Regions from separate parts of the Homo sapiens genome. Here region 1 is linked to region 2. Evidence: read pairs that join two places in POLR2A ChIA-PET (ENCODE). Cell type or tissue: PC-3. All regions are shown on one strand. Links, peaks and the distances in the headings refer to the core of each region. The heading gives the core; the rest is flanking DNA.

Region 1 (11,956 bases), core at 1,683-9,682, 440 kb before region 2:
TTTTCACTACATTTGAGCATATGAGTTATCCTGGGGTTCAGTGTCTAATATGATAGTGTTTTAAATGTTTTAAGCATTTTAATGCTTACAGAATTTTTTCCTGGTTTTTAAAATTTCCACTTTACAAAAAGAAGTGCCTTTAATTCATTGCTTTTCTCCTCCATTTCAGAATTGGGTAGGCTAACATTTTACTGCATAAATGAATAACTGCCATTTTTCTCTTACTGCTATACATTTGTTTCATCTCTGATTAGACTTGCATCTCAACTAAATCATATTTAATTTGCATGCAGTACTCTACCAGTTACTATTAGTGCTTATAAGATGCTGGGCCCTGCTTGACAAGGTGATTGAGCTCTGAAATAATAAGTGATTGAACTCTGAAATAATAAGTGACTTGCCTGATCCAACACGGGAGAACCAGGATTCAGACCCTGGGATGTCTTGCTTCAAACAGCCATCTTTCAGCCATTTTATATACTCTTTCAGCTATACCACGGATACTGTTTGAACTTATAGATCATGAGGCATCAATTGAAACTTAAGTTATAGCCAGGTTTGGTGGCTCATGTCTGTAATCCCAACACTTTGGGAGGCCGAGGCAGGTGGATCACCTGAGGTCAGGAGTTCAAGACCAGCCTGGCCAAAGTGGCAAAACCCCATCTCTACTAAAAATACAAAACTTAGCCAGGTGTGGTGGCCTGCGCCTGTAGTCCCAGCTACTCGGGAGGCTGAGGCAGGAGAATCGTTTGAACCTGTGGGTGGAGGTTGCAGTGAACTGAGATCATGCCACTGCCCTGCAGTCTGGGCAACAGAACGAGACTCCGTCTCAAAAAAAAAAAAAAAAAAAAAACTTATAAATAAACCAATAACACCCAATGGATGGCCAGATGCCATATCTTCCCGTGTTACTTTTTTTTTTTTTTTTCCCTGAGACAGAGCCTCACCCCGTCACCCAGGCTGGAGTGCAGTGGCACCATCTCGGCTCACTGCAACTCTGTCTTCCGGGTTCAAGCTATTCTCCTGCCTCAGTCTCCCGAGTAGCTGGGACTACAGGCGCGTACCACCATGCCCAGCTAATTTTTGTATTTTTAGTAGGGACAGGGTTTCGCCATCTTGGCCAGGCTGGTCTCGAACTCCTGACCTCAGGTGATCCATCCGTTTCAGCCTCCTAAAGTGCTGGGGTTACAGGCATGAGCCACCGTGCCCAGCCTCCCCTGTTACTTTTTAAATCACTTATAAAATGAAACAAAGATTCAGAGAAGCTCTTAAATGGTGAACATCCTGTCTTTTTTATATCAGCATAAGGTGTTGTTTTCTTGCTCAAGTATTTCTAACGTAGGTATTTTCAAGCCTTGTGTTATAAGCTGTTGATTTGTGATCATGGATTTTAGGAATTATGGACAAGACAATAAAAAACTACAACTGTAAAGATCAAGTCCAGTGCTCCCAGATAGGAAGAAGTGGCAGAAAAATTGACCTAGCACAACTCATTTGAAAGACAATGTTGTGCCTGAGTTGTCATAATCTTGGGAAAATATGAATTCAAACCGTATATTGTTAAATATTATACAGATCAGTGGTTGAATAAAATATCTCTCAGTATAAGGACAGAAGGTCCACTTTTATATTTTACTGCTCTTATTTTTAAAATTTCATTTTATTAGACTACGAGCTAGTATAGTTTTTGTGTTACTTTCATTGAATTCCCCTGCGATAGCTAAAATTATTGCTCATAGTGATAGTTAATCTTTTATCATAGAACCAAGAACGCTTGTTTGTACAAACGTTAGAAGTCCTAAAGATTAACACTACAATAAGAGTGTAAAGTCTAATTCTGCCTTTTAAAGTTATCAGAAGTTCTTATAAATGCATTAGTTTAGAAAAATCTTTGTGTTTATTAACTTGCAAAAGGTTATAAAAATATCTTGGTATTTGAAGTCAGGTTTCCATTTGTAATACATGCAGTTCCCAATTTATGAATTCATCCTTTGAAGTTTGTTAGAGGGCAACATGTGTTTTTTTCCTACATTTTTTCATAGAAATTGAATTATGCTTTAAATAATGCAATAATGTATTAGATAGTAGTTCACAGATTTGTTCATTTTTTAAAAATCTACAAACCCCACTATACAACTTATTTCTGATAGTAAAAGTGTTTGGGGCTATAAAATATTTTATTTTGTAATTAGAAATTAACAAACATGAGCCAGGCATGGTGGAATGTGCCTGTAATCCTAGCTACTTAAGAGGCTGAAGGCAGAGGATCACTTGAACCCAGGAGTTTGAGGCCAGCCCAGGCAACATTGCCAGACTCCATCTCTATTAAAATAAATAAATAAAAATAAATTTAAAGTTAATAAACATTTGGAAGAATGAAATAATATTAAAATGTCTATCAATTATTTAAGACATAAATATGAAGACATTTCACATATTTTATGTTAACATATGTTGGGTTTTCTGCTAACTTGTATTGCTAAGGATATGTTGGGTACCAGCATTTTAAATATACACTTAAAGTTTTCAGCTGCTGGATACCTATTTTTCTATAGAATACATGGAATCTATTAAACAGGTAAATCTTTGTTACCTGTTTTTGTATTTTGTTTGTTAGCTCACTTTAATTCTATGGTACTTTGCCTTTTAAGATTCCTTAACTATTTAGCTGATAATTTAAGTATCTACCATGGTACTTTGCATATAATAGATGTTTGATATTTATGGACTCAAAGATTTTAAAGCTAAAATTCACTTCTGCATAATTCTTTCAATATCATGTATTGAATGACGTATTAAATTTTATGGTAGTCTGAAATAAGCATTTTGACATTTTCTGTGTGCCTAGCAAAGCACAGTTTGAAGAGTATGATTTTACATCTTAAGCTACTATTATGCACATGGAGATGAGAGCTAGAATCATATGCCTGTACAGTATTTATCAAATATGCATATATATTTCTACATAATACTTTCTTTTAAGCTTTATTCAGAATTAGGGTTATGTTCTCTATTATAGTAAGATTTCTTAATTATTTTTCATGGTTTCATGCAGCATTAGATTATTTAAAAGATTACAAATTTATAAAACAGGGAGATAGAAAGACTGTTAATTATTAGAAAGTCTAATTAAAGCAGTAGAACTTTACTCATTACTGCTTGTCCTGCCACATAATTTTCTTGATTTATTTTAAAGCCCAGGTAAATGTTGATTTAAAATGGAAGGTGTAAACCTGTTACTATCTGATAATAGTTTTAGATATCTTTCTGTTATTACTTATAAAATTGTAATGTGTAAAACCTGGGTATAATAGTTGGAATAGCAGGGGTTTTTTACCTTCTAATATGGATTCTAGTTTAATAAATTTTACTTCTGTAACTTAAAATATTTTTATCTTCATATAAGTAAATATAATTCTAAGAAACTATATCTGCCACAAGTAATCATTTTGCTTAGGCAGTTTATGAATGGAATATCAGTTTATACCAAGCATTGAATAAGTTAAATATCCTTTTAATGCTGATTCCAAGGGTCTAGGAGCCCTCATAATTCATCAGCAGAATTATTTGTGTTTATCCAAATTTTATAACTAGAGATGATATGCAGAAATCTGGAACTACTTATATCTTTTTTTTATTATAGCAAACTAAGATTTCAGTGTCAAACTATACCTTTTATTATCGCAATAACTAGGTTTTAATCCACTTACCAACTTAGAGGCCTATCAGGAACACAGATGCCCATATATCATAAAAAAATTGAATCGATAGATCATCTCTTTGGACACTCTGAGCCAAACCATTTCCTTCAGCAACTAAACATAATTTTTCTTAACATGACACATATGTAGGAATTGTGTTCAAGTTTATAATATACAAACTATTAAGAGCTATAATAAGAATTTTTGGACAGTTCCAATTTTAAACTGGGGTTTAGTGATTTAAATTGGGATTTAGTAATTCAAAGACCTTATCGTTAACCCAGCGCATATCTGTCCCGGAAGTGTCCTAGTTATTGCTTTGAGGAAAAAAAGTATCAGTGTAGAAAAGTTAAAGTATAGGCCTATTTACTATAATTTATAGATAATATATTCAGAATCTATAAATATCACTAACTTGAATGACTTTTTAAATGATTTTATTAGATAGCTTAGGAGGGAGAAAAATAGTTTACAAAAAATATTTTTTGCTCTTTAAAACTGCTGATCAACCATAGAGAATGATATAAAACAAGGGACTGTTTACTTGCCGTATCTTTAAATAGTCCAAGTTCATCTTTTATTTCAAGAAAAGTAAAGATTAAATGAGTGTCCATTCTCTAATAGTATATCATAGTTCTGTGGTTTGATGGCACAAACAAAGTGAAATACTTACCAAACATTATTGTCAAGAGGGCAATTGGCATCACAAACAATCCAACCAGCAAATCAGCCACCGCCAAGGACATTAGAAAGTAATTAGTAGCATACTGCAGCTTCTTCTCCAGTGAAACAGCCAGAATAACAAGGGTATTTCCACCAATTGTGGGTATTATCACCATGAGTATCAGAAGAGCTGCCCAGTGCAGTTTATTTCCCTGTTCCTCAACAATCTGTTTCATTTCCTCTGGTATTGATTCTGTCTGTAATCCAGACCAGTTAGAAGAGATAACGTGAACAAAGGTGCTCTGCAAAATGTGCTCAGGAATTGTGCTTTGAAGTTCAGACACTCTGTAAGAGAGAGCCATTTGCTGTTTTTCTGTGATTCAATCCCGTTCCGAACAGTGGTCAGCATGGTTAGTAGCTAAGCTGCTCATCTGTTTTTTTAAGGCATTGTAACCATGCCAAACACTCAAAAGCCAAAGTTGACACCTTCCTTTAAAAAAAAAAATTCAAGTTCTCTAAAATGAGCGCATACACACATCTGTCCATGTTTGTAGGTAAGATATCCAAGTATTTATTATTTTCTAGAGGCTTAAATTTAGGAAAGCTCAGTGAAAGAAACTGATAGCTGTGAAAAAAATAGGATATATATATATTTTTAGTTTCTCTCTCTCTCTTTTTCTGCCGTAGTTGTAGAGTCGTGTTTGAACTTGCATGCCAGAGAGTTCCCCCTAGATACAAAATACATAGACTGCATTATTTTATTCATTTCTGAAAGTGGTAAAAACACTTGAACTTCATAGCCCTTCCCTTCTTAGTAAGTCTGTTGTGCATTTGTGACAATGCAGCCAATTCTCCAAATATACTGTATTTCTGATGTTGCTCAGTTAATGAAACAGAAGACACATTAATTTTTTCAATGGTTATAATAAAAAGTTAGGTGTTTCCTGACCCTTGAATGTCTTTTTACCTTTACTTACAGAAGAATAGAAAAGTCGAAACACAATAGTTCAGAATAGAACTTTTAGTATGCGCTGGCCACCCACCTAGAAACACTCAAAGCCCAACAAGGGTCTAAATAAATGTTTTACCAGCTAGGGATCCTTATATGTAATTAGCTTTGTCTTATCAGGTTTGTGAGTACTGATATAAATGTCATTTTAGATTTCCTTTAGTTTGAGAGAAGGAAAAAAAAAGGTATTACTAGGATCCAAATAATTGTGTTTAGTAATTTCATCTCTCATGGTATGTCTTTGCAACAATTGTGTTCTAAATTTAATCACTAAATTTGCCAAATTCAAACCAGTTCTTTTTTTGTTTTAAGTAGTGTTTATTTTTTTAACCTTCCCAGTTGCCTTGAGAAGAAAGGGAAACCAAAAGGAAGATTAGACCATTTATTTGTTCATCAAATGTACAAATCACGTTTTTAAAAACTCTCCTTTAGCATTAGTAAATTTTTCATTTTGATTTTTAAACCGCTGAATAGAAATGAAAGATTATGATAGCAGAATTCTTGAAGATTAAAAAAAAAAACCTTTAGATTAATTCCATATGTGTTTATTAAATGCTTACCTCTGGTTTCGTTGTTATTTTGCTGAGCATGTCATCTTATCTGTTCACTAGACTTGCTTGCTGCTGTGACTGAAATCCTCCTCCCATTGACTTATTCTGAGCCTCCAGCACAGGCGGTTGAAAGCAGTGAAACAAATACGTTGTATAGCTGCAAGCATGCCAAGGAGGTTATTTCCTCTTTGATACATTCATTTTTAGAGAGTAGCAGCATTCATTGTAATTCATAAAACCACTGTTAAGCATGTTGAACCAGTTCATGGCCCTTATTCAAGTTATATTTTTAAGAGCTCTCTTTAATATTTGGGGGGACTGTAATAAACTTGATCATTTTAGCTTCAGATAGTTTTGTTTGGGGTTAAGCCTGAGCTGTTTTTCACATTTGAGAAAAAATAAGATATAATCTAGCTATTTTAGAGGTTTCATTCTTTGAAGATTCTGCCGTTTTAAAAGCCTATAGTGATTTCTACAGTTCTGATTTCTAGCAGTGAAACAAGATTCTTATCTAGCTTTTGTGCCTTTGCTGTGGAACACCATTAATTTGCTCTGGTTGCAACCTTATATAGAAGAGCACAGAAAGGCCTGAATTCTACATGTATACATAGGTTTTAGCAGAAACTTTTTTACTGCTTATTTTTAAACAGATGATCTCTGGGTTTAGGAGTGGTTCACAGCTTTTTTTCCCCATAGACTTTACGTTGGAGAAAATACAAGTAATGAAAATACGTTTTTGCCTTATTTCAGAAAATTGGTGTTTAAATCTTAATAGTTATGCTATTTAAGTTTTCTGTAACCATAAGACTAGCTTAGTATTAGAACCTCAGCATTCTCAAGGTTTCCTTTTAAAAGATCATTATAGATGCATATTTTAAAATTAATTACTTATAAATCAGTGATGACATTTGTGCCCTTTTCTTGTTTCAAATTTGTATTCCTTTGCTCATGTTGAATGTTATTGGAAAATACTTAGTTCATTTTAGCTCTGCTGAGCACTTCAGATTTTATTCAGTATTTGCTGCTTTTTTAAAAACTCAAAATTTACTATATTAGAAAAAATACTTGTGAAGAATTCTAGATGAAATAATATTCAAGAGAAATCAGATGTTTTTTAATGTACCAGAATTTCTATTCAGGAATATGAAAATATTTTAAGGCAAGGTGCGGTGGCTCATTCCTGTAATTCCAGCACTTTGGTAGACCAAGACAGGTGGATTGCTTGAGTCTAGAAGAGACCAGCTTGGGCAACATGGCAAAACCCCATCTCTACAAAAAAAACCACATAAATTAGCCAAGGGTGGTGGTTCACACCCGTAGTCCCAGCTACTGGGCGGCGGCGGAGGGGTTGAGGGTTAGGGGTCAGGGGAGACCTGAGGCAGGAGGATTGCATGAACCTGGGGGAGGTCGAGGCTGCAGTGAGCTGAGATCACACCACTGCGCTCCAGCTTGGGGTGACAGAATGAGATCTTGTCTCCAAGATTAAAAAAAAAAGAGGAAAAGAAATTATTTTTAAATACTGCTTAGTTGTGAGTTACACTTTGACATCTGTGCTTATGAAGGCAGGTAGGGATCTGCAAAACAAGTAATGTCAGATTGAAAATAGCAGCACCATTTTATATCCAGTGAAAAGACTTGTATGAAATAAGCCTTTATTGATTTGTTTATAGATAAAATTTTTTAAATATTAAGTATATTATAAAAATGCAGTCATTGTTGTATTTTGCCTGTATTAATCCTTTCACTCACATTCACTCATTTTTTGCCTCAACTTATAAAAAGTAAGATTGGTACTCTGATTTTTTTTATTTTTGCTTTTTTAAGTCTGTTTAATGTCTAAGGAACGTAACTAGTTAGAACAGCTACTTATTTGGCAATCTCAAGTTATGGGAAGCATAGCTGAGAATCAAGAAAAAAGCAAAATAATAATAAATAAATAATTATATAAAAGGATAGTTGAGTCTCAGCAAATAACTAAACCTGTGCTCTAAAACCCTAAGCACTTTAAGTAGAAAGTAGCCTCTAAGTCCCCACTCCATATCTTTTTACTCTTTACACACATACACGCACACACACGCACAGACGTATACACACACACAAAACTTTGCCTCTCCCCCTTCTTTAGTGAAAATAACATTTGTACATGGTGGTAGATGTAGATAGTACAAAAGAATGTTGAGTGATAAATTCATGTGAGACAATTTTAATAAACATGTTTCCCTGCCTACTCCAGATTTGAGTAACAAGTTAAAAGGTGGACAAGCACTTTGATAATAGCAAATAGGGTCAACTGAAACAGCAACAACAACAACAAAAAAAAAAAAAACAAGAATTTAAATGTATAAACATGTAGGTCTACTCAAAGTAGAGACTTGTACCTTTTTTTGTGTTTGTTTTTGTTTTGTTTTTTGAGACAGAGCCTTCCTCTGTCACCCAGGCTGGAGTGCAGTGGCACAATCTCAGCTCACTGCAACCTCTGCCTCCCAGGTTCAAGCAATTCTCCTGTCTCAGCCTCCCAAGTAGCTGGGATTACAGGCGCCTGCCACCACGCCTGGCTAATTTTTGTATTTTTAGCAGAGACGGGGTTTCGCCATGTTGACCAGGATGGTCTCGAACTCTTGACCTCAAGTGATCGCCTGCCTCAGCCTCCCAAAGTGCTGGGATTACGGGCATGAGCCACCGCACCCCACGCCCTTTGACAACATTTTATGTGGCATAATGATGGATAGCACAGTGATGACTTCTGTGTACTTAAGAAAAGGCTAGATCATGTTCATTCAGCAAATAAATGTGAAATGAATTTATTAAATATTTCTATGCAAATAATAAGAAATATAAAAGTATGATTCTTAATGGTAGAGTGAAGTTTTTAATATCTGGAAGCTTCATTTGTGTAGAATATTTCCTTTCCCAAAAGCTTCAGATAAAGTAACTCTTACTAAAGTAACTTCAAGGTCAGACTCAGCCTCTAATCCAGTAATAACCAAAAAAACCTAATTGGCACATTTTTTTCTAAGACAATTGAATTTTCTCCCTGATGTCTTTTTAATTTATTGAGCAGATTCTGTCTTTGACCGAAAAGGGCAGTCTAATATTCTTTATAGGTCTAGGAAGACAGCTTAAATATCAGCCAAGAACACTTTTTTACCTCTCAGTCATAATACCTATTAAACAGTAACCATAAAGGAATGTTTAACATGACAGGGATTGTATCTGCTACATATTCATTTGTGAAGTATTTACTAAGTGCCATATGCTCATGGAGATATATTAATGAATAAGGTAAACATTTTCTGTCCTCATGTAATTTATAATTTTATGGAGGATGCAAACAAGTATATTGGTAACTATAGTACAGATAAGGTAGAACTAAGACTAGCTCACTTCAACAGGACCTACAGTGGAGTTCAAATATTTCTCAGCTTTCTTTTTATTCATTCCTCTCATGTTCATTCTCTTTGACAAGATCAGTGAAAGAGCTGAAACTATAAGAATAGCTATTTCAAACTTAATCTGTTCTCGTTAGACTCCTTCATTCTCTTCTGACTGCCTGTTATTTTAACGAAAGACTTTGACAAATCAAAAACAAGCTTCCTTCACTGTCTTCTCAAAATGTCTTTCTTTTCATCCATCCTATCCTTCTTTGGGATCATGTTATCATTCCTTTCCACAATTGACTTCTACTTAGGTTCTTGATCCCATCTCATATGTATATGAAGTCTGTGTTGCTTCCTCTGGCATTAACAGCCTATACCAGGAGTGTGATAGGCTGCCATCTCTACTGTCACAGCTAGTCTAGGAGTGGGGGTGTGGTAGGCAGACAGTTTAAGATGCCACAGTGCTGTCTTACCACAATACAGCACCTTCTTCTTTAAGCCCTCCCCAGGTTAAGTTTTTTACTGGATTCCTGTGTAAAAGTTGATCTAGACAATTTTTGCCAGGTTATTGCCAGAACAAAAGAATAAGATTTTTTTTTGTCATCGAAACTCTAGAGTACAACCTGATGTCATAAAATGGTGTTGTCCTTTAATCAAAAGACTGCTATACCTGGAATTATAGTTGATGATCATAACCCAAATATCTTTTGGAGTAGATATGCTCAACTCTGCATGTCCTCAGTAATCACAGTAATCAGCTATTAGAAATAGACTTTTATCATTAGAATACTTGTTTAAATATCAGAAGTGATTAAAACTTTTTGAGAATCAAAGTACATTTATGTTGATTACTATAAAAATCAAAGAAATATCAATACAGTTCTCAATGAATAGCAGTAAGTTGATGGCAGCTCACTCATACTGCAAGACTTTTCTTAGTTTGCTGATTAGAAATGAAAACAAGTGTGCTAATAATGCTGCAACTTTGAATATTACAGATTTCTGTAGGTCCAGGAATGCAATCTGAGATTTTTAAGAGCTCTATTTATTATGGTGACACAGCAATTTCTTTGTATAAGGCTTGTGACTCTTCTTACATCTTTAAAATTCCCTCCCTCGCCCATTTTAGCAGCACCTGAAAAGTATTAGTCTTTTTGGAAATGTACCAAAAGCTTGCCTAAAAGTATACTAATTTTTAGTTTTCTGAAGTCCAGGAAGATGACAACAAATAAATTCTCTTTCACTGAATTTGTAACATTTATGGCACAGTCTGTGTGGTTTTGTTTTTTGCTTTTCCTTGTGGTAAGTTATATGTATTCACTATATACTAAACTGATAAGAGTTAAAAGCTACAAATAGCAGTAGCTTAGAATATGGAGGTACGAAGAACAAAAGTATGTTTGGGAAAGAAAATTGTTTTCTTTCTCAGCTTTTTCCCTGAAAATGTTTTATGCCACAAAATTCAAAAAAGCATAATATATTTCCCCTACTTTTTTGTTTTTTACCTGTAATGGCACTGTTTGTTTGTTTTCGAGACGGAGTCTCACTCTGTCACCCAGGCTGGAGTGCAGTGGCACTGTGTCAGCTCACTGCAACCTCTGTCTCCCGGGTTTAAACAGTTCTCCTGCCTCAGCCTCCCAAGCAGCTGGGATTACAGGCGCCCACCAGCACGCCCAGCTAATTTTTATATTTTTAGTAGAGACGGGCTTCACTGTGTTGGCCAGGCTGGTCTCAAACTCCTGACCTCAGGTGAGCCACCACACCCGGCCAATGGCACTGTTGTTTCTTTTATTATTATTACAAGTTGTATGAACTAGCCAAAGAATAAAATAAAGGAGAACAAGAAAAGTTCCTCAGATTCCCACAACATGTAGCTCTGTCGTTGAGTACACATGCAGCTGGCAAATTTATAATTGTCTAAGTAAATATACTTTTTTCTGTAAATATACTTTTAAATAACATATCAAAACATGTGAAAGAGCTAAGTTATAGGTAACACATTCTATGCTAATAAAATTGTCTACCAAGTATTGATTTCTTTCCTCTCCACTGCCCTTCCCTAAAATAAAGTCCAGTGTTTTTCCTGTGACTTGACCATTTCTCAACATTTAGTTTTCTAAATACGTTGTTTTGTTTTGTTTTGTTTTTTGAGACAAGGCATCACTCTGTTGCCCAGGCTGTAGTGCAGTGGTGTGATCTCAGCTCACTGCAGACTTGACTTCCTGGGCTCAAGTGATCCTCCCAAGTAGCTGAGACTACAGGCATGCACCTCCATCCCCGGCTAATTTTTGTATTTTTTGTAGAGATGGGGTTTCGCGGGAATGCCAAGGCTGGTCTTGAACTCCAGGGTTCATGCAATCAGTCCTCCTGCCTCGACTTCCCAGAATGCTGGGATTACAGGCATGAGTTACTGTGCTTGGCCAGTTTTTCTAAATATGTTTATGGAGACATAGAAATAAGCTTTATTGCTGATTAAGGATTAGTCATTTAAATACTTTGTTATAAATGCTGATCCAAGGTATTATAAGAAACTGGAGGAATTATTTCGTGATGTTATCTAGAAGGCAAATGTTTATACTGAAGAAAGATTTAGGGAGTGTCAGAATTATTGAAAATAACTGAAAGAAAGCCTAGTGGATTGTTACTAATGATTTA
Region 2 (11,956 bases), core at 2,173-10,172:
AAATTTCATAATTTACCTCCTGGGGTAGGTGTAAAGATTAAGTGATATACTTGGGAAAATTAGCACAATTCCTGGCACACAGTAAGACTGAAAAAAATTCCTTATCAACTGGTTGAGGTGTGGTAATTTGGGTGGAGGAAGCTGCTGGGTTTTTTGTTTGTTTTTGTTTTTTTAATAAGCCCTATAGAATTATTTGGCTTTAAAAAACATTACCTGAGCCGGGCACGGTGGCTCACGCCTGTAATCCCAACACTCTGGGAGGCTGAGGCGGGAGGATCACCTGAGGTTGGGAGTTTGAGACTAGCCTGACCAACATGGTGAAACCCTGTCTCTACTAAAAATACAAAAAAAAATTAGCCGCGTGTGGCAGCCAGCGCCTGTATTCCCAGCTACATGGGAGGCTGAGGCAGGAGAATTGCTTGAACCTAGGAGGCGAAGCTTGCAGTAAGCTGAGATCGCGCCACTGCACTCCAGCCTGGGCGACAGAGCAAGACTCCGTCTCAAAAAAAAAAAAAACAAGAAAAAGAAAGAAAAGTAAAGATAAATAAATACATAATAAATAAATACATAAAATTATATAAGATGTGGCGGGGCACAGTGGCTCATGCCTATAATCCCAACACTTTGAGAGGCTGAGGCAGGCGGATCTCGAGCCCAGGAGTTTGAGACCAGCCTAGCCAACATGGTGAAACCCTAACTTTACTAAAAAAAAAAAATACAAAAATTAGCTGGGCATGGTGGTGCATGCCTGTAGTCTCAACTTCTTGGGAGACTGAAGCAGAAGGGTCGCTTAAGCCTGGGAGGCAGAAGTTGCGGTGAGCTGAGATTGTGCCACCGCACACCATCTAGCCTGGCAACAGAGGGAGACCCTGTCTGAAAAAAAAAAGTATATATATGCTCTAATGACATTGAAAATGAGAAATCAACAGCTCTTCCCTGATCGTTTAAACATGGAAACATCTGTGGAAGATTGTATTATTGTTCCCAATCATTCACTCCCCCTTCCTGAAAGCTGAGTCCACCTTCTCTCTTATGGGGAAGGAGTATTCATCCAGCCCCACTGATCCCATGATGGCCTTTGCCAAGGGCACATGTGTGGACATGAGCCGTGCCCCTTCAGAGCAGAAACTGAGTGCCATTGCTCACTTGCTCTTGTCCTTGGCCACAAGACTGTATCCCACATGGGGGCTGTTGCTTTGGCTTGCAGTCTAGAATGAAGAAGAATTACAACCACACCTGACACACAGCCAAGAAGAGCCCAGCCACAACTAGCCTACAAAAGAAATGAAAAACAGGCTGGGCGCGGTGGCTCACACCTGTAATCCCAGCACTTTGGGAGGCCGAGGCGGGCGGATCACCTGAGGTTGAGAGTTCGAGACCAGCCTGACCAACATGGAGAAACCCCGTCTCTACTAAAAATACAAAAATTAGCCAGGTATGGTGGCACATGCCCCAGCTACCCGGGAGGCTGAGGCAGGAGAATCATTTGAACCTGGGAAGTGAAGGTTGCGATGAGCCGAGAGAGTGCCATTGCACTCCAGCCTGGGCAATAAGAGCAAAACTCCGTCTCAAAAAAAAAAAAAAAAGAAGAAGAAAGAAAGAAAACAGGCCTGGAGCGGGGGCTCACGCCTGTAATCCCAGCACTTTGGGAAGCCAAGGCAGGCAGATCACCTGAGGCCAGGAGTTTGAGACCAGCCTGGCCAACATGGAGAAACCCCATCTCTACTAAAAATACAAAAATGACTCCTTTTGGCCAGAACCGCCATCTTCCTGTAGCCATCTTCCTGTAATTCGCCAAAATTACGAACACAAAGGGAAAGAGGAGAGGTACCCGATATAGGTTCTCCAGGCCTTTTAGAAAACCTGGAGTTGTTCCTTTGGCCATGTATATGCGAATCTATAAGAAAGGTGATATTGTGGACACCAAGGGAACGGTACTGTTCAAAAAGGAATGCCCCACAAGTGTCACCATGGCAAAACTGGAAGAGTCTACAGTGTTCCCCAGCATGCTGTTGGCATTGTAAACAAACAAGTTCAGGGCAACATTCTTGCCAAGACAATTAATGTGCGTATTGAGCACGTTAAGCACTCTAAGAGCCGAGATAGCTTCCTGAAACACATGAATGAAAATTATCAGAAAAAGAAAGAAGCCAGAGAAAGATACCTGGGTTCAACCGAAGCGCCAGCCTGCTCACTTTGTGAGAACCAGTGGGAAGGACCCTGAGCTGCTGGAACCTCTTCCTTATGAATTCATGGCATAATAGGTGTTAAAAAAAATAACAGACCTCTGGACTGTAAAAATAATAATAATAATAATAATAATAATAATAATAATAATAATAATGGGCCAGGCACAGTGGCTCACGCCTATAATCCCAGCACTTTGGGAGGCTGAAGCAGGCGGATCACCTGAGGTCAGGAGTTCGAGACCAGCCTGGCCAACATGGTGAAACACCGTCTCAAGTGAAATACAAAAATTAGCCGGGCATGGTGGCACACATCTGTAATCCCAGCTACTTGGGAGGCTGAGGTAGGAGAATTGCTTGAACCTGGAAGGCGGAGTTTGCAGTGAGCCGAGTTCATGCCTCTGCACTCCAGCCTGAGTGACAGAGCGAGACTCCATCTCCAAAAAATAAAAAAATAAATAAATAAATAAATAAAATAAAAATACAAAAATGAGCCGGGTGTGGCAGCGGGCACCTGTAATCCCAGCTACTTGGGAGGCTGAGGCAGGAGGATCACTTGAACCCAGGAGGCAGAGGTTCCAGTGAGGCGAAATCACGCCACTGCACTCCAGCCTGGGTGACAGAGTGAGACTCTGTCTTGAAAAAATAAATAAAATTTAAAAAATGAAAAACAGGCAAGAAATAAGCCTTTATCATTGTGAGCCACTGAGATGTTGGGATGGTTTGTTATCACAGCTTAACCCTGTGAAAACTGACTAAAAAACATCCTATGATAAATTGGTTAAATAAAGTATGATGTGCCTATATGATGAGAATGTAGCTAGTAATTTTTTTTATTTTTTTATTTTTATTTTTATTTTTTATATTTTAATTTTATTTTTATTTTTTGAGATGGGGTCTCTTTCTGTTGCCCAGGCTGGAGTGCAGTGGTGCCATCTCAGTTCGCTGAAACTTCCACCTCCCGGGTTCCAGGGATTCTCCTGCCTCAGCCTCTTGAGTAGCTGGGATTACAGGCGCGAGCCACCACACCCGGCTAATTTTTTGTGTTTTTAGTAGAGACGGGGTTTCACCATGTTAGCCAGGATGGTCTCAATCTCCTAACCTCGTGATCTACCCACCTCGGCCTCCCAAAGTGCTGGGATTACATATTTTTATTTTTTTGAGACAGAGTCTTGCTCTTGTTGCCCAGGCTGGAGTGCAATGGCGCGATCTTGAGTCACTACAACCTCCGCCTCCTGGGTTCAAGCGATTCTCCTGCCTTAGCCTCCCGAGTAGCCGGGATTACAGGCACCCACCACCACGCCCGGCTAATTTTTGTATTTTCAGTAGAGACAGGGTTTCACCATGTTGGCCAGGCTGGTCTCGAACTCTTGACCTCAGGTGATTCACCTGCCTTGGCCTCCCAAAGTGTTGAGATTACGGGCATGATCCACTGTGCCCAGCCTGCAGCTATTAAAGTTATATCTTAAACTGTATTAAATTTATATTTAAGTTTATACAGCTATTAAAATTGTTTAAAGATAAAAATTGCTCAAAATATCATTTTCATAAGTGAACAAAAGCAAAGTTTAAAAGTGAAAGTACATCAGGATCTCAATATTGTAAATGCAAATATGACTTGTATATATATTGGCTGAAGTATGGTCATTTGAATGGTTACTTTTGGCTTTTTTTTTTTTTTTTTAGATGGAGTCTCACTCTGCTGCCCATTTCTCCTGCCTCAGCCTCCTGAGTGGCTGAGATTACAGGCACACACCACCACACTCAGTTAATTTTTGTATTTTTAGTAGCGATGGGGTTTCACCATGTTGGCCAGGCTGGTCTCGAACTCCTGACCTCAGATGATCCGCCCAACTCAGCCTGCAAAATTGCTGGGATTACAGGCGTGAGCCACCATGCCCGGCACTTGGGCACTTTTTAAAAAATAAAATGCAGAAAGCCCAGAATTGAGTGGCGATTTTCTCTAGAAAAAGGGATTGAGGGAAAAGCATGCCCACATGTTAACAGTGGTTCTCTCAAGGGGGTAGAATTGGGGAGGGTGGCTATTCCCCTTTATGCTCATCTACACGTTCCAGCTTATCTATAATGCCATGTAATACTTTCATATTTTGGAAAAATCATTATACTGCATGGGGATATTGAGAAGAATCACTGGCCAATGGCAGTGTGATGTAGGGAGGCAGGGCTACTGTGGGGAAGACAGTAGGGCCCAAGTCCCAGAAGCCCATGGTGGGATGGGGAGGTGGGAGTAGAGAGGGGCTCTTCTGGCCTCCTCCGACCCAGACCCTCCAGGCATAGACCTAAGCCTACAGCTTTGAAGGTCCTGTGAAAATGTGTGTGACTTTTAAAAAATTAATTGACTCTTGGCCGGGTGCAGTGGCTCACACCTGTAATCCCAGCACTTTGGGAGGCCGAGGCAGGTGGATCACCTGAGGTCAGGAGTTCAAGGCCAGCCTGGCCAACATGGTGAAACCCCATCTCTACTAAAAATACAAAAATTAGCAGGATGTGGTGGCATGTGCTTGTAATCTCAGCTGCTCGGGAGGCTGAGGCGGGAGAATCACTGAACCCAGGAGGTGGAGGTTGCAATGAGCTGATATCGAACCACTGCACTCCAGCCTGGGCAACAAGAGTGAATCTCCATATAAAAAAAAATTAATTGACTCCAAATATAAAAATTAAAATGCCATTTCAAAGTTAATAGATGTTTAAGTGTCTAGGAATTGTAACCTTATGTCAAAAGTCAAATACAGTGGCTGCTTAATGGGTATGGGTTGCCATCCGGTGATGAAAAAGCTCTGGGACTAAGTAGTGGTGATGGTCGCACAATATTGTGAATGGTCTTAATACCACTGAATTCTGCACTTTAAAATGGTACGTTTTATGTGTATTTGACCACCAAAACAAAACAAAAACAAAAAGTTCAATTTCAGTGCAATTCAACTGTTATATAATTACTGCAGATGGAACTCACACTTAGTGGGGGGTTTGGATGACCTTCTGTGTATTGAATACAATGCTAACCGGACCCCAAAATTAAATTGCTCTGGAAGAGGCAGTGGTTGCTAATGATTCCTGATCTCCTGTCACCGGACACCTTGTGGCATGACAGTGAATGGGCAGCTTTTGGGGTAAGGGTGGGAGTGAGGTACAGAGCACAGACCTCCTATTCACCTTGCCACTTGGGGTCTGGGGTTCAGACTCAAGTCTGAGGGATCAGCCATCCCATAGAATCACAGGCTGCGCTCTCCTGAGATGCCATCGAACCAGCACTTGGAGGCAGCAGAGAGCTGGATCTGGCTGGGGAGGACATCTGGGTTTCTCCCCATATCCAGGGCTCCTCCCACCCACCCCCACTCTCTTGCCCCTGCCCAACCCTACCAAGACAGTCTTATCAGTTTGGTTTTCAGAAGATGATGCCATTTCTTTCAGGAAAATTTTTTGCAAGTAAAACCTGAGTGTTCCACCAGCTCCTTCCAGTGGGATATTCAAGAGTATTCAAGCAAGACCAGTTTTTACATGTTAAACACATTCCATAATTTAAAACATGTTTTGAATTTCCTCTGAGACAATCCATATGGGTAATTTCAGGAGTTGGCCTAATAAAGCTCACATCCTATTTTTGTGGGGTATTAATTTTAAGACTTTTCACCTGATACTCATTATGCTGATGTCTTTAAAATGCTAGGAAACTTTAATAGCAAGACTGGTGGCAACGACGAATGTTTCTTTCTTTTTTTTTTGGAGACGTAGTTTTGCTCGTTTCCTAGGCTGGAGGGCAATGACACGATCTTGGCTCACTGCAACCTTCGCCTCCCCGGTTCAAGAGATTCTCCTGCCTCAGCCTCCCGAGTAGCTGGGACTACAAGTGCATGCTACCACACCCAGCTAATTTTTGTATTTTCAGTAGAGATGGGGTTTCACCACGTTGTCCAGGCTGGTCTCGAACTCCCGATGTCGGGTGATCTGCCTGCCTCAGCCTCCCAAAGTGCTGGGATTATAGGTGTGAGCCACCACGCCCATCCAAGAATGTTTCTTTATAATACTGAAAAGGTTAACTTGGTGCAGATGGGAGCAGCCAGAGAAAACCATTCATAGAAAGCAGTGATAGTCGGCTGGGTGCGGTGGCTCACACCTGTAATCCCAGCACTTTGGGAGGCCCAGGTGGGAGGATCACCTGAGGTCAGAAGTTCGAAAGCAGCCTGGCCAACATGGCGAAATCCCATCTGTACTAAAAATACAAAAATTAGCCAGGCATGGCAGCAGGTGCCTGTAATCCCAGCTACTCAGGGAGGCTGAGGCACGAGAATCACTTGAACCTGGGAGACGGAGGTTGCAGTGAGCCAAGATCGTACCACTGCACTCCAGCCTGGGTGATAGAGCAAGACTCCATCTCAAAAGAAAAAAAAGAAAGCAATGATAGTCACAGGTCTCTTCTAAGATGCTTGGTATCAGTTGGCCCTTACTATGTAACAAACCACCTCACAACTGAGTAACTTAAAGCAACGGCTGGGCTGTGGCTCACGCCTGTAATCCCTGCATTTTGGGAGTCCAAGGCCGGCAGATCACTTGAGGTCAGGAGTTCAAGACCAGCCTGGCCAACAGGGTGAAAACTGTCTCCACTAAAAATACAAAAATTAGACAATTAGACAAGTGTGGTGGTGGGTGCCTGTAATCCAAGCTACTGGGGAGGCTGAGGCAGGAGAATCGCTTGAACCCAGGAAGCAGAGGTTGCAGTGAGCTGAGGTTGTACCACTGCACTCCAGCCTGGGTGATAGAGTGAGACTCTGTCTCAAAAAAAAAGCAACTACTATTATTATTATTATTGTTATTATTATTATTATATTTGGGTTGGGCTCAGCTGAGTGTTTCTGATGCAGGATAGGCAAGCCCCAAAATTGGGGCTTAGGGCCAGGCATGGTGGCTCATGCCTGTGATCCCAGCACTTTGGGAGGCCGAGGCGGGCGGATCACGAGGTCAGGAGATCGAGACCATCCTGTCTAACACGGTGAAACCCCATCTCTACTAAAAATACAAAAAATTAGCCAGGCATGGTGGCAGGCACCTGTAGTCCCAGCTACTTGGGAGGCTGAGGCAGGAGAATGGCGTAAACCCAGGAGGCAGAGCTTGCAGTGAGCCAAGATGGCGCCACTGCACTCCAGCCTGGGTGACAGAGCAAGACTCTGTCTCAAAAAAAAAAAAAAAAAAAAAAAAACTGGGGCTTAGCCTGAGAGGGTTCTTGGCTTTGCCCAGGAAACAATTCAAAGGTAAGCCAGTGGTGTTAAACAGCAACTTCTATTGACACAGCCGTGCACAGCAGCAGCAGAGGTACTGCTCCTAGTGGAGTGGGGCTGCCCCATAGACAGGGTGCCCAGAATAACAGCTCAGAGGCTGTTCTGCACTCATATTTATACCCACTTTTAATTACATGCAAATTAAAAAACAGTTGGCTGGGCATGGTGGCTCACGCCTGTAATCCCAGCACTTTGGGAGGCCGAGGTGGGCAGATCACGAGGTCAAGAGATCAACATCATCCTGTCCAACATGGTGAAACCCCATCTCTACTAAAAATACAAAAATTAGCTGGGCATGGTGGTGTGCGCCTGTAGTCCTAGCTACTTGGGAGGCTGAGGTGGGAGAATCACTTGAACCCAGGAGGCAGAGGTTGCAATGAGCCAAGATTACACCACTGCACTCCAGCCTGGCGACAGAGCAAGATTGCATCTCAAAACAAACAAACAAACAAAGTTTATGCAGAAATTTCTAGGATGAGGGTGGTAACTTCTGGGTTGTTGGCTTGTTGCCATGGAAAGGGATGGTAAATTCCAGATGTTGCCATGGCAATGGTAAACTAACATGGGCACGCTGGTGGGAGGGTCTTATGGAAAGCTGCTTCTGCCCCCAACCTGTTTTAGCTAGTCCTCAATTTGGTCAGGTGTTTGAGCCCTGCTTCCAGAGTCAACTCCTACCTCCTCCTCAGTTTTTCTGCTGGTCTCACCTGGTTCACTATGTGGCCATAGCTGGCAGGTGGGCTGCAGCTGGTTGGTCTGGGTCCCAGATGGCCTCACTCACATGTCTGCATTTGGCTGGGATGGTGGGGGCAACCAGAGCCAGGTTAATCTCCTCATCAAGCAGACCAGACTTCACACGGCAGCTGGGCTCCAAAAGAAGAAAGAGAGGCCAAGCCCCAGCACACAAATGCTTTTCCTATTATTTTTATTCTCAGACCTCTCAGGGATGAACACAAATGCTTTCTATGCCTCTGCTTGTGTCATGCTCCTTACTGTCCCCTTGACAAAAGCAACTCATAAGGCCAAGCCCTGATTCAGGTAGTGGAGAAAATAGACTCTATCTTTTGAAAAAGGAGCTGCAAAATGTCGTGGACTATAAAAAAGTATCTGGCCGGGTTGCTGCAGCTCACCCTTATAATCCCAGCAAGTTGGGAGGCCAAGACGGGAGGATCACTTGAGCTTGGAGTCTGAGACCAGCCTGGGCAACATAGTGAGACCTGATCTCTACAGAAAAATTTAAAAATTAGCCAGGTACTGTGGCTCATGACTGTAGTCCCAGCTACTTGGGAGGCTGAGGGGGGAGGATCACTTGAGCCTGGGAGGTGGAGTTTGCAGTGAGACAAGATGGTGCCACTGCATTCCAGCCTGGGCAACAGAGCAAGACCCTGTCTCAAAAAAAATAGATGATAAAAGTATGTCTTCCACATGCTGTCTCCTCTGTTTCTACCACCAAGGATATCCTTACAAATAGGCAGGAATGGATGGCAGGCACTTGCCAACTAACAGTAATCCCATACTCCTGGGATAGAGTTCAAGGTGATTAAATGTGCATTTTCCCAGATGTATCTGGGGACACCAGTCCCATGAAGTAAGATGCTATGGGCTACAATTTGTCCCCACCTCCAAATTTATATATTGAAGCCTTAACCCTCAATGCGACTGTATTTAGAGATAGGACCTTTAAGGAGGTAATTAAGGTTAAATGAAGTCATAAGGGTGAGACCTTAATTCAGTAGGACTGGTGTCCTCATAAGAAGAGACATCAGGAGTGCACGTGCTCAGAAAAAAAGGCCACATGTGAGGCCACAGGGAGAAGGAAGTCGTCTGCAAGCCAGGAGAGGCCTCACCAGAACCAACCCTGCTGGCACCTTGATCTTGGACTTCCAGCTTCCAGAACTGTGAGAATATAAATTTGTGTTGTTTAAGCCACCCTGTCTGTGGTTTTTGTTATGGTAGCCCAAGCTGAATAATACATAAGGGTTCCCGGGTTAAATAAGTCTGGGAAAAGCTGTGTGCAGTACTGGCCTTCCCCCACTCCCCTGGTGATTCACAAAGCTCTTTAGCCTCTTAAAGGCTCAGAGAAGTTCCTCAGCAAAGAAATTTCTAGTTTCACACAGTGTTTCTCAAATGTATTTGAACATTAGATCTTTTCTCTCTTTTTTTTTTTTTTTTTTGAGATGGAGTCTCGCTCTGTTGCCCAGGCTGGAGTGCAGTGGCGTGATCTCGGCTCACTGCAAGCTCCACCTCCCGGGTTCGCGCCATTCTCCTGCCTCAGCCTCCAGAGTAGCTGGGACTACAAGCACGGCGCTCACTACCATACCCAGCTAATTTTTTAATTTTTTGTAGGAACGGGGTCTCACTTTGTTGCCCAGGCTGATCTTGAACTCCTGGACTCAAGTGATCCACCCGCCTCACCCTCCCAAAGTGCTGGGATTACAGGCGCAAGCCACCGTGCCCAGCCTGGATCTCATTCTCAATCCCCTTTCTCTCATCAGGAGTCCAGTCATTGGGTTTAGGGCCCACCCTAAATCCAAGATGATGTCATCTCAAGATCCTTAACTTATTACATCTGCAAAGACCCCTATTCCAAATAAGGTCACATTCACAGGGTCCAGGCACACATGTCTATTGAGGGGCACAGTTCAATCCACTGCAGAAGCTAAAGAACAACCAAGGTAGCCGCTGAGTGTGGACACAGCGCTGGGGGTGAGGGCCCCGCCCCCAGGCTGGTGTCTGCAAGCTGAGGGTCCATCCCCTCCAGGGGACTTGCTGGGGAGAACACCCTCTCCGCCTAACAGTGCTGGCTGCCAAGTCCTCATTTCCTAAACTCTGCTGACCAGCCCCCACCAACACCTTTCGGTTTGCACCAGGTGGGGCCTATTGCTCTATTCCTTCTAAATGTGACTTGACTTCCTGACCCTGCCCTTCCTGTTTTGTCCTGGAAGACAAGGCCTGTCTTTCTGGGAAACATTTGCAAAAAAGCAATGCTCACCTGGTGGCAGCACGGTAGGCAGGCTCCCACAGGGCCCTCCTGGAGACTTCCTCCCACAGCCCCCTTCCTGCATGCTGCTCTCCTGCCCAGAACCCTTCACTACTCCCAGGGCCTCCAGGAGGAAGTAAGACCTCCTGCTCCTCCTTCCAGAGTTAGCCTTCCAGGATTTAGGGAGTGTGTTCCTGCAGCTTCCCCCCAGGGTCCCACCTCTGTCTGTCTTGGTGCTGCTCCGCCTGGCTGGCACCCCACTCCATCCTCCCCACACCTGTCCATAGCCCTGTTTGCCTACAAGCCACACAGAGGGTGGGCTCCAGGGTTCTGCAGGTTCCTGCAATGCAAATAAACACAGATCATCCAGTTCTTAGAGGTGAGCTCAGAGAGTCCATGCTAGCACATTTTTCCGTGGAGGGGGCTTCCCCAAATCATTCCCTCCTGACTCAAAGAGGCTAAAAACCACAGGTTTAGCGCTGAGGCTCAGAGTAACTCTCCCTTAGCTAGCAGCCCCAAGGAAAGCTGGCTAAGGTGGAAGAACCCCTCTCTCCACCTGCTCTGCATTGTGGGGACCAGGGCCCTGGTGAGGGCAGGTGCAGGGAGGATTGGAGGAAGCAGCCGTGAGGTGTGCCCTGAGAGCCATGGACCATCTGCAGGTGCCGGCCTGGAGGCAGAGCCCTTGGGTGCCCCAGGGGAGGAGAGCTGGCTCCCTGCAGAGGACTGAGAGCTACAAGAAGGAGGAGTAAGGATGGCTTGGGCTCTACCCCCGGGACGCAGATGACTAGCCAATCTCTCCTGGGCCTGGGAGAGAGCTGGAGAGCCTCAGGACAGAGCCTGGCACCCCCAACACAACCCCATGGTTTGGCCTCTGCTGGACTTGCCTGTAGGTCTTGACAACATCCCAGCTCCTGGGGATCCACATGCTTCTGGGAACATCCATTTGACCATGGGCTGTGTTGTGATGACAGGTGTCAGGCCTCTGAGCCCAAGCTAAGCCATCATATCCCATGTGACCTGCACATACACATCCAGAAGGCCGGTTTGTGCCTTAACTGATGACATTGTCTTGTGAAATTCCTTCTCCTGGCTCATCCTGGCTCAAAAGCTCCCCCACTGAGTACCTTGTGACCCCCACCCTGCCCGCCAGAGAACAACCCCCCTTTGACTGTAATTTTCCTGTACCTACCCAAATCCTATAAAACGGCCCCACCCCTATCTCCCTTCGATGACTCTCTTTTCGGACTCAGCCCGCCTGCACCCAGGTGATTAAAAGCTGTTATCGCTCACACAAAGCCTGTTTGGTGGTCTCTTCACACGGACGCGCATGAAAACAGGAGAGTGACTTGTCTCTCAAATAGAATGATACAGGTTTTTGCAGGCACACTCCGTCTTTAATCTCTGTGATTCTATCCAGTGTTTAAAGGATTCACAGGACTCATAAGGGAATGAGGGATGGAGGGGCGCTCCACCATGTGGACACATCATAGTTTGACTTC

What was found. Peaks named below come from ENCODE experiments on the same cell type or tissue, not always from the same donor. Only the 100,000 strongest peaks of a DNase experiment are listed, where the experiment ranks them.
Region 1: POLR2A ChIA-PET joins it to region 2 with 10 read pairs; 2 of 35 experiments call an interaction of 5 or more read pairs at or near these places.

What each region holds. Positions count from the first base shown.
Region 1 is chr2:231,119,039-231,130,994 of GRCh38, forward strand. All of the region lies in intron 16 of PSMD1 (proteasome 26S subunit, non-ATPase 1), which reads left to right. It overlaps HTR2B (5-hydroxytryptamine receptor 2B), which reads right to left and starts at 6,004. Exons shown (of 4, transcript NM_000867.5): 1 at 5,934-6,004; 2 at 4,375-5,092. The coding sequence starts at 4,726. In PC-3, for the core only: no CTCF peak of the experiment used is centred there; a DNase peak (open chromatin) is centred at 8,623; H3K27ac peaks cover 1,806 bases.
Region 2 is chr2:231,558,104-231,570,059 of GRCh38, forward strand. It overlaps the pseudogene RPL21P35. Among named protein-coding and RNA genes, the nearest start is that of TEX44, 29 kb to the right of the region's middle. In PC-3, for the core only: a CTCF peak has its summit at 5,456; no DNase peak of the experiment used is centred there.